2 separate regions of the Homo sapiens genome follow, and region 1 is linked to region 2. A link is a contact called in ENCODE Hi-C or POLR2A ChIA-PET data. All regions are on one chromosome and are shown on one strand. The core of a region is the stretch at or near the end of the contact, and the rest is flanking DNA. Distances in the headings are between cores, read along the strand shown.

What was found. A loop is a pair of places that touch in the nucleus more often than their neighbours do. ChIA-PET counts read pairs that join two places held with the same protein, here RNA polymerase II (POLR2A). Pooled maps may share reads with other maps.
Region 1: a pooled map shows a loop between it and region 2 (9-fold over the local background). The contact joins two enhancer-like sites. A Hi-C loop is called at or near these places in 1 of 168 maps with a recorded cell type or tissue (chondrocyte) and 9 of 50 pooled maps. POLR2A ChIA-PET finds 5 or more read pairs at or near these places in 2 of 52 experiments (activated CD4-positive, alpha-beta T cell and activated naive CD4-positive, alpha-beta T cell).

The regions. Positions count from the first base shown.
Region 1 is chr4:142,813,186-142,818,290 of GRCh38, reverse strand. All of the region lies in intron 1 of INPP4B (inositol polyphosphate-4-phosphatase type II B), which reads left to right. The region is part of intron 3 of USP38-DT (USP38 divergent transcript); the gene reads left to right. Among named protein-coding and RNA genes, the nearest start is that of INPP4B, 31 kb to the left of the region's middle. Within about 2 kb of position 2,235, at least 7 of the 41 ENCODE cell types and tissues checked have a DNase peak (open chromatin) inside an H3K27ac peak, as active enhancers do.
Region 2 is chr4:142,414,361-142,419,409 of GRCh38, reverse strand. The region is part of intron 5 of INPP4B (inositol polyphosphate-4-phosphatase type II B); the gene reads left to right. Among named protein-coding and RNA genes, the nearest start is that of INPP4B, 430 kb to the left of the region's middle. Within about 2 kb of position 2,654, at least 5 of the 41 ENCODE cell types and tissues checked have a DNase peak (open chromatin) inside an H3K27ac peak, as active enhancers do.

The sequences.
Region 1 (5,105 bases), core at 986-3,485, 400 kb before region 2:
AAGGAGTGATGGATGGTCTTTGAAGTTTAAATGATATCAGAGAGGAAATGAAAAACTGGCCAGGGCAGGGGAGTAGGGGGGACTCAGTGACTACATGCAAGCTGCACATAGTTCAGGTTCTTCTCTCACACTTTTTCATACGATGCCAAGAGTAGCTGGTTTCTTATCATCTTTGCATTCTTTAACATTATTAGAGTTCCATTTCCTTACTATTCTGAAGACTTGATATTTTTCCTATCCTGTTGCTTTCTTGTTACTTAAATGTTTTCTTCCTCTCAATTTTTCTCTTTCCCTCCCTTTCACTCTCCACTTCTAGAAAGTGGGCCATTTATTTTTCTAATTCTAGTGAAAGGGAAGCAAAATACCACACAGCTAAGTTTATCTAAGAAGTCCCAATTTCCTGGTGTCTTTTATTGTTATTTTGGTTTCCTTTTAACGTCAATATATAGCAGTTATAAAGTAGGTTTAGATGTTTTTATATTTTTAGTCCAAATAAACCCGAAGTATAAAGTTGCACAATATGATGATGGAAGAGACCCAAGAAATGTTGTTATTTAAAACTGATTTAGTTCTAGTTGAAAGCTGACTTCCTGGGCGATGTGCTGCCAGTGAGTCTTAATCCCTGGCTTCATGGTTTGTGGTTTATGTGGGCTGGCATGCTAAGCATTTAATCGTTAGTCACCATTCTTTTCTGAGGCCTGTGTGGCCAAGGCATTATCGTCACCCTGTCACTTACCTAGACATGCTCCTTGGAAAGGAGGTGAATTGGATCCATTAAAAGTGTGAGAAGAGCTGGGAAAGGTCTGATGCAGCCGTACGTTCAAAGATTAAAGCACTCCATATGCAGTTTGACTTTGTAAAGCTTGGATAATCGAGGAGAAAGCAAGGGGGCTGAAGAGGCTTTGAGTGGCCTGCTCACTTGTCTGATGGAAACTCATCAGATATGTGACTGATAATTTTATTTCACACATCTTTAGTATTATGTTTTAAAGTTTTAGGGATGGCTGGAAACCTCACTAAAAACTCTTATACTGTAGTCAGAATGATCAACCACTTTGTTAAATGAATGAGTGCAATACAAGGTATAAGAACAGGCTTATCAACCACTGAGGAACTAATGAAATGCCATTTCCTCCCTGATCCCCATCTTCATTGTTATGTCCTTTATAATTTTTTATCTAGGACAACCATGTTGACAGAGAAGGACTGGTATGTATCAGTATTTTAAAGAGTTTTATTTAAACTGAAACCATTCTTATATCAATTCTTATTATACTAACTCATATTAACTTTACTCAATGAATCTGCAAAGACCCTATTTCCAATTAAGGTCACATTGTGAGGTCCAGGTAGACATAAAGTTTTGGGGGCACTATTCAACCCAGAACACTTCCCCACAAAACTCTAAATGTATTTGAAAGCGTGTATTATACCTTATTTGTTTCCCAATATCTAGAGTGGTATTTGGAACTCAGTAGGTACTTAATAGTTGTTAAATGACAGTTTTACTTTGAACATCCAAATATACTATTAAGAAAAAATAACGGGTACCTAAGAACATTTCCATGAGGGAAGAGTAATGGCTGAATATGTGTGTGTGTATGTATATATATATGTATATATATTTCTGTATGCATACGCATATGTAGGTATAGGTATATTTTTATATATTTATGCACAACTTTCTAAAGAAGTTAGGCACCATGGGATATTGTTATTATTTGTTTTTTTTAAGATGAGAAATAATTTAAGCCTGTTGCCCTAGAGAAATGACTGGAAGTTAAGATTTAATGGGAGAAGAGAAGATCCTTTAAGATCGTTACTAACTCTTAACTTCAACGATCTTTAAAGGGAAGATCCTTTTTCCTTCTCACACTAACTCTTAACTTTTCCTATGGTAGAATATTTAACAAAAGGGCATTGAAATTATAAAAACATAATTTAAAAGGGTATCATCATAATGTTATTGATGAAATAATTTCTTACGAAATGGAAATTAGCAACTTTGAGTTTACCCTGACTTAATTTATTCTGAGAAATATCTTCTTCTCTAAATCTTACAACCCTAAAAATGAAGAATAGAAATACATCCCTTCAATAAGATATCTATTCCTAAAGGCTCAATCTTGGGTACAAAGGCAGAGGTATTTCCCCAAGAGGGCCTGCTAGGAAGAGAAGCAGAAGACATGCATTTCTTTCTGTCCTGGAGTGAGTCAGCCTGCTCACTTCTCTGACATCAGTCTGTTGCCACAGAAACACTGGTGGGGACACACATTTTGCATTACGACTTCACAATAGAAAACAGACCTTTATTTTTCTTTTGCTTCTTTACACAGTAAGTGGACAAGGCCTACAGTGAAAGGAAAAAAAGCATCTTGTTTGAGTACAAAGTGAGCAATTTACAAAAGTGAAAATAAAATTAATAACTACCTATGGAAGAAAAATGAGGTTTTCTGGAGTAGGTTTCTCACCTACCCTTTAAAGCAGGGCACCTTAATTTTTGAAATGTGTTTTCTTCCAATCACCTGATTTGGGATAAAGAAAAATAAACAGAGAATGAGGCAAATACTTATAAAAATATATATGGAATTAAGCTAATGTTTTGTTAAGCTTTACTTATATAATTTGTCTTCATAAGAGTAAAAATCTAATGACAACTAGATCCCTGCAGAAAGACATAGTTTCAGGTGTCAGATTTGATTTTTTCATCACAGCTTACGTTTAAAAGAATGAATAGCATGAAGGTAATTGTTTTTTTAGACGGAAACCTCTGAGTGGCACAATAGAGTTATATTAGTATAACTTTAGTTAAAGTAAACATTATCCTAGAACAGTATGGGATTTACAAAAACATTAAGGAAATAGAGTTTCCATGCATTGCACATCTGATTTCTCCTATTAATAACATCTTACATTAGTATGGTACATTTGTTACAATTAATGAACCAGTGCTGATACATTATTAACTACAGCTTATCCTTTATTCAGATTTCTTTAGTTTTTATCTAATGCCAGTACATCACGTTATATTTTAGTTGTTATGCCTCCTGAGGCTTCTCTTGGCTGTGACAGTTTCTCAGATTTTCCTTGTTTGTAATGACCTCAAAATTTTGAGGAATACCAGTCCAGGCATCTTGTAGGACACCCCTCTAGAGTAATTTGGTGTTTCCTCCTGATTCCACTGGATTTATGCATTCTTGGGAGGAAGACCAGAGAAGTAAAATGTCAGTCTCCTCACATCATATGAAAAGTACATATTAGCCACATGGCTTAATACTGTTGATGTGAACCTTGATCACCTGATAAGGTAGTGTTTATCAGGAGTCTCCACTGCAGCACCCCATCGTTACTCTCTCCCTCCTCTTTTCCACATTGGACTCGAAGGAAGGGAGTTACTGTGCACAGCCTACACTTCAGGAATGGGAATGGGGGAACTTATGCTCCATCCCCTTGAGATTAGAGTGTCTGCACATATTATCTGAAATCCTTTTTCACAGGAGTTTTGTCTCTTCTATATTTAATCCATCATTTATTTATATCACTATGGACTCATGGATATTTATTTTATGCTTTGGGTTATAATTGCATACTACTTTATGAATTTTATTGCTCCAATTTTTCCAGCTTTGGCCATTGGGAAGTCTTTCAGTTGCTCCTGAGTTCTATGTGTAGCTTTTAGGTCAGCCAAAATGAATGAAATGGGCCATGACATCTCTTTCCCTCTTCATACAATAACAATAACTCTGTAAAATGATTTTGGAGAAAAACAGAGAGATTACATGGCCAAGGTAGTTAGTAGTAGGTAACTGAACTAGATAGTGGTATCTATTTTCTATCTTTGTTTTCATTTTTATCTTAGCATTTTGTTAATTTATACTGTCTCAAGAAAAAATAGACACATTTTTCAATTTATGCTAACATGTTTGCCAATTATTTCATGCTTTAAGTAGTTTTCCTTTAACTTCTGGGATGTTGGGGAAAAGGCTGGGGATGTGGGTGATGAAGAAACATTCTCCCCATTGCCTGCAGCCTTCCACTGACATTTTGTTTTTGCTTGAAGATATTGTACTTAAAATACAATCTCCTCTAGAGAGGATGCATGATTCTCCTTTTCCCTGTTACCTGCTTTCTCACCATTTTTCCCCTTCTGTCTTTTGCACAGTAATGGTGGAACACCCTGATAGGGGAAATGTATGTCCCATTTTTCAGCTACTTCCAAGTAAGAATCCCCTCAGCCTGCAGCTGTAAGCACTCTCCAGTCAGTCCACATTTGAAGGAAAGGTTGAGCTCTTTTCTATAACTTTTTCTTCCTCTTGGGGGTAACACCAAATTGGGAGCAGTCTGGTGATTTGGAATAGAGTGTTTTGGGGTTTGATTAGAGAAACTAGTATCATGACTTTTAAAGCAGTTGACACTGTTTTATTGAGTACTCAAATTTCGGTTAAGAATATAAATACTTCCCAAAGACACAAAGTGAAGCATAATAAAAGGAAGGGAGAGATAAGAGGTTACATCAGTTACTTTGTTGTTTCCTAGGATATAAGGCCCCAATATATTATAAATCATTGATTTAGTATTCATGTATTTTGTTGGTTGCACTGTGATCTTTTTAGATGAAACTTTTTATTAGCTCAGATCTATAATATGTGCCATGAGAAAGCTTTGCCAACTTATTTTATGTGATATTGTTTATTTCTTTATTGCTTTATTGCCAGTGACAAAGTATAGAGCAAAGCTCCATTGAATAACCCCGAACATCATTCCATTTCTTAGTAACACAAGGACAAACGAAAGACAAGAAAAAATTGATATTAGAGAAACATTGTGTTATACTTATTTACTGCATTAACCCAACTGACTCCTACAAGTAAACTCTGGGCTCTGTTCATCCAGAGATTTTTGGCTCCATGTGATGATTTGTCTGGAGAGGTTTGTTTTCTAGGAGATCCACTGGCATTTCTTTGTTTATCTTTTATCAAATAAATGGGGAGGAATGACAGAACAGGTTGTTATAAGAATGTCCAGAATAAGATATTAGTTTCTACTCTGAAATGACATAATGTTTATGAAAAGGTTATAAGGTTGTAAGATAGTGTCATTTTAAC
Region 2 (5,049 bases), core at 1,405-3,904:
TTTGCTCAAATTTAGAATGTCAGTTTTATCCCAGTGCAAATTACTTTTCCCTCTAAGCAATTCCAAGGCCCACAGCTTTAGGTAATATTTATAAGCCTTTGTTTTCAAAATGTGTAACTCTTGCTCTCACTTTTCCACAGAGCTTTCTACTTCCATATTCAACTGGCTACCAGATAACACCACTCGCTTGTTTAGGAGGTTATCTTAAAAATTTTAAGATGGCCAGAACCTGAGTTTTTAAATCTTTACTTTTGTCCCCCCAAATATTGTATTCCCCCATGGTATCTATCTCCATAAAGCACACCACCATCCACTTAGTTACTCAAATCCCCAAACCATAATGCCTTCTTGATTCTTCTTTTTCTCTAACCTTACATTAAATCCATCATCAAGTCCTGTAAGTTGTAGGTTGAAAACATATTCTGAATTTCACCACCCCTTTCCATCCCCACCACTGTCCTTCAATTCCAAGCCACTGTGAACTCTCACCTGCGCCAGCAGGCAAGTCCTCGTGAGTCTGTTTCTATTCTTGTCCCTGCTCAGTCTCCACCTGATGGAAAAGCCAGTCTTCTAAAAATGGAAATGTAATTTCTTTACTCCCCTAGTTAAGATCTTCCAATGGCTTCAATTTTACTTAGAGTAAAATCAAAATGGGTCTTAAGGAGCAGGCCATTCTCACCTTACCTTGTGTTAATTTTCTAGCTCACTCTCTATCAACCCATGGGGCTTCTTTCTGCTTCTCAAATAGGTCAGATGTTTGGGTCTTCATACTTATTGTCCCCCCTTAGCTGGTTCCTTGGTATGTTTTAGGTCACAGCTCAAATGCCACCTCATCAGAGAACATTTGCCTGATCTACCAGTCCCTAACACTCTCAAGTTTATTACACTGTTTAGAATTCTCATTGTTTTTTAAAAAAATTTCTTGTCATACTAGACTATAAGCACCATAAAATGGGGAATTTATTTTCTTGTTCAATGCTGTGAAACTGTCACCTAGAATCATATTGGGCACATTTGGACGTTCAATAAATATCTATGGGCTGATATGCATGAATTCCATTGCTTTATCCTCACACATTTATTCATAAAATAAATCAATATATTTATATATTCCCTTGAAATGTTTCATAATTATTGCCAACACAATTATTTGTAAAAAGTAATCCATTTTAAAATTTCAAATGAATATTTAACCTTTAAAATTTCATTGTTTGCAAATGAATATATTATATTTTAGAGAAATAGAGTCTTTTGGCCTTGGGGTTCTTTTAGAGAAAATTGACAAGAAGAATCAGCTTATAGGCTGGAGGTGAACAAGTTGAGTTCTATAATTAGACTGCGTATCTGTTGACTGCATACCTGTGTAGAATTGGGGAGCCAAAATTATTGCAATGTAACCTGAAGATTCCTATGTTATGACAGCATCAAAGAAGCAACCAATCTTCTTGCAGAAATGTTTTTAAGAACAGACATATACAAATAACAACAAGAACAGACAACTGAAATAATAGAAATAGACTGACATAAGGAGATTTGAGCTTAAATTTTAGCTTACAACATGTGCCCGTGAGGGAAGTCAGGGCCAGGCTGGTATTTGGACTGCCAGCCTGAGAGAGCCTTTGGATCCTGATACCGCCTCAAAAATCCTGAAAAATTCATCATTCCTGGGTCGTTTTGCAAACTCAATCAGACAGCATTCCTAAAGCACTAAGAATAGTGCTAGATGTATAAGTGATTCTCCAATGGTATTATTCTAATTATTATCTTGGGTTAATCCCTTTCTGTCCCTGAAACTCTGATTCCTTATCTGTGAATTGCAGATAATAATTCCTATTTTGCAAGTTGTTTGAGCTAATATAGATGAAATTGAGAAGTATATTACTAATACATTGTTAGGAATTTAATACATTTTTTCACACATTTTATTTAATTGGATCCACACAAGCACTAAGTGAGAATAAACATAATTATCATCCCCATTCCCAGATGAAGATACTAAGACTCCGTAACAAACCCAAAATCACACAGTCAGGACTGAATCTATGGCCCTCAACTTTTGGCAATTTGGAAGGCAGAGCAAGTAAGAACTGCCAAGAAGACCTTAAACAGAAGGGAAGGTGCATCATATTCTCATCTTGCCTAGGCTACAGTGCATCCCGGAAGAGGTTCTTTTTAATTTAATTTGAGTAGTGTAAACTACTCTTCTGTTCTGAAACTTCCTGTATGCCTAGGGCTCTGAAGCTTTCTACTTTGAGCTAGCAGCCACTCTGCTGAGCTTTCATTTGAACTGCTCTCCCTGGAGATCCCAAATATTCTGAGAAGTATGCTCTTTTTTCCTTCAAACACTGATCCTCTTAGAACTACTCTTTCCCACGAAGTTGTCTGATCTCGGTTGCTTTCACAAACTGTTGAATTGGTGGATTTTGCTCCAAGTAATTAGACCCTCTGCTTTCCAGCCAGCCCAGATTTACTTTCTCACTTATAAACTCCTCCTTCTCTTATATCCTGGATCACTAGTCATTTCTAGCTTTAGCTTATCTGTATGAAGCTTGTTTTATTTCCTGTGAGTCAACTATCTTATGACAGAAGAATCGACACCCTCAAAGCCCTAGTTAGTCAAATGAATATTGAGATTGTCTTTTGCCTACACAGAATCACACATGATTGATGACTGAAGCGAAACTGGAGTTATCTTCTTTAAGCACTTCAAAACTGGTTCTTGCCCAAAGGATGATCTAGATGGAGACAACAAAATGAGAAGCTCATTATGCCCCTAGAACCATCTATTTTTCTCATTCTTCCCTATTCCTCTTACTTCCTAATCTGTCTTTTTATGTGTCTTCAATTTAATAATTTAATTCTACTGGTAAAATATTTGGCATTTGAGCAATAGCACATAGCCATTAAGCCCAAACAAATTTTCAGGAAAAAAAATTACTTAAATAATTTTTAACCTTAATTTAGACATCATTTCCTAAAATTCAAGCCCTTAACCAACCACCATCTGCACAATGCAATTCTCCTGAATATTTTGGTTTGGGAAAGCATGCTCAGGATTTGGTAAAACCCAGACCATGAGTCAGTGTGTTGTATGGGAAGTCATCTGGATTGAACAGCTGCCTCCCTGTCGGCTTGCTACCTCCTGCCCAAACAAATTCCCTCAGAAGACTGTCAACTCCTCAAGACAACATTCCAGGCCCCTATTTTCTTTATTCTCCCTCAAACTCCTAAATACCTGCCTGACACTATTTTTTTTATTATACTTTAAGTTTTAGGGTACATGTGCACAACGTGCAGGTTAGTTACATATGTATACATGTGCCATGCTCGTGTGCTGCACCCATTAACTCATCATTTAGCATTAGGTATATCTCCTAATGCTATCCCTCCCCCCTCACCCCACCCCACAACAGTCCCCAGAGTGTGATGTTCCCCTTCCTGTGTCCATGTGTTCTCATTGTTCAATTCCCACCTATGAGTGAGAACATGCGGTGTTCGGTTTTTTGTCCTTGTGATAGTTTGCTGAGAATGATGGTTTCCAGCTTCATCCATGTCCCTACAAAGGACATGAACTCATCATTTTTTATGGCTGCATAGTATTTCATGGTGTATATGTGCCACATTTTCTTAATCCAGTCTATCATTGTTGGACATTTGGGTTGGTTCCAAGTCTTTGCTATTGTGAATAGTGCCGTAATAAACATACGTGTGCACGTGTCTTTATAGCAGCATGATTTATAATCCTTTGGGTATATATCCAGTAATGGGATTGCTGGGTCAAATGGTATTTCTAGTTCTAGATCCCTGAGGAATCGCCACACTGACTTCCACAATGGTTGAACTAGTTTACAGTCCCACCAACAGTGTAAAAGTGTTCCTATTTCTCCACATCCTCTCCAGCACCTGTTGTTTCCTGACTTTTTAATGATCGCCATTCTAACTGGTGTGAGATGGTATCATTGTGGTTTTGATTTGCATTTCTCTGATGGCCAGTGTTGATGAGCATTTTTTCATGTGTCTTTTCTGCCTGACACCATTTTGTGCATTCACTCGGAGTCCAGCCATCTTGAGTCCACTCCCCTTAGCCATCCACCTTTGGTAACTGAAGCCCTGACTTTCCTGCCACCCTTCCTGTAACCTTTCTCCACCAGCTACACTGGCCTCATCTTTTGGTTCAGAGGTAGGTCAGGGAAGCAGCCCCTCCCCAATAACCTATGTGCACTGCTGAATCCACTCATGGGCCATATGCTTGTACTGGACAGAAATCCTATTGGCTCCCATATCAGTGGTAGTTGTTCAAAAAAATGGTGCCACCTCAGCTCCTGGAGAAAGGGTGGTAAAAGGCTTAATTAAGGTGGTTCCTTGCATTTCTTTTTCCGCTTACTTCTTCAGCCTAATCCTAACACTACAGATTTCCATGAACCGACTCACAATATTGCTTTTAGTATTCAGGGGGACCTGCTTTCCTTCTTGGAATAACATTTTCATCCTTTCTTAAGCAGCACATATGTTCCCACTGAAAAGAGCAGCAGAAAGCTGCAAACACTTGTTGTTTCCAAAGTGGAACTTGGATTTGGAGCATGCACAAAAAGAGCCAAGTCTGAATGCAACGATAGGCGGTGCTAGGCCAGCTTAGAATTTATGGCATGAAGTGTGGGATATCACAACCAGAAAAGATGCGGGCACAGACTTGTTTTTATTTCAATTGCTTGAGGATGGAGTCTCAGCCACCTAGGTAATATTCATGAAAGCAAGACAAAATAGGATTTTCTGAGGACTGACCTGAGAAGCTAAGGGAGCAGGGCATAAGCTTGAGAATGGGAGTCTTCTGGTACTGACAACAATTATTTGAACCAAATTTTTTCTTTTCATATGCAAATAAGCTGTCTGCTGTACAGCTGGTATCTTCATTTTTCCCAGCACAGACAATCCAAGAGCATTTCCCAAGAGCACCATTGTTCCAGGCAGAGGTTGTGTTGTTTTTCTTTCCCTCTTGATTCTTCAGTGACACTTAAATTGAGAATTGGTACTGGGTGTGAAGTTTATTTT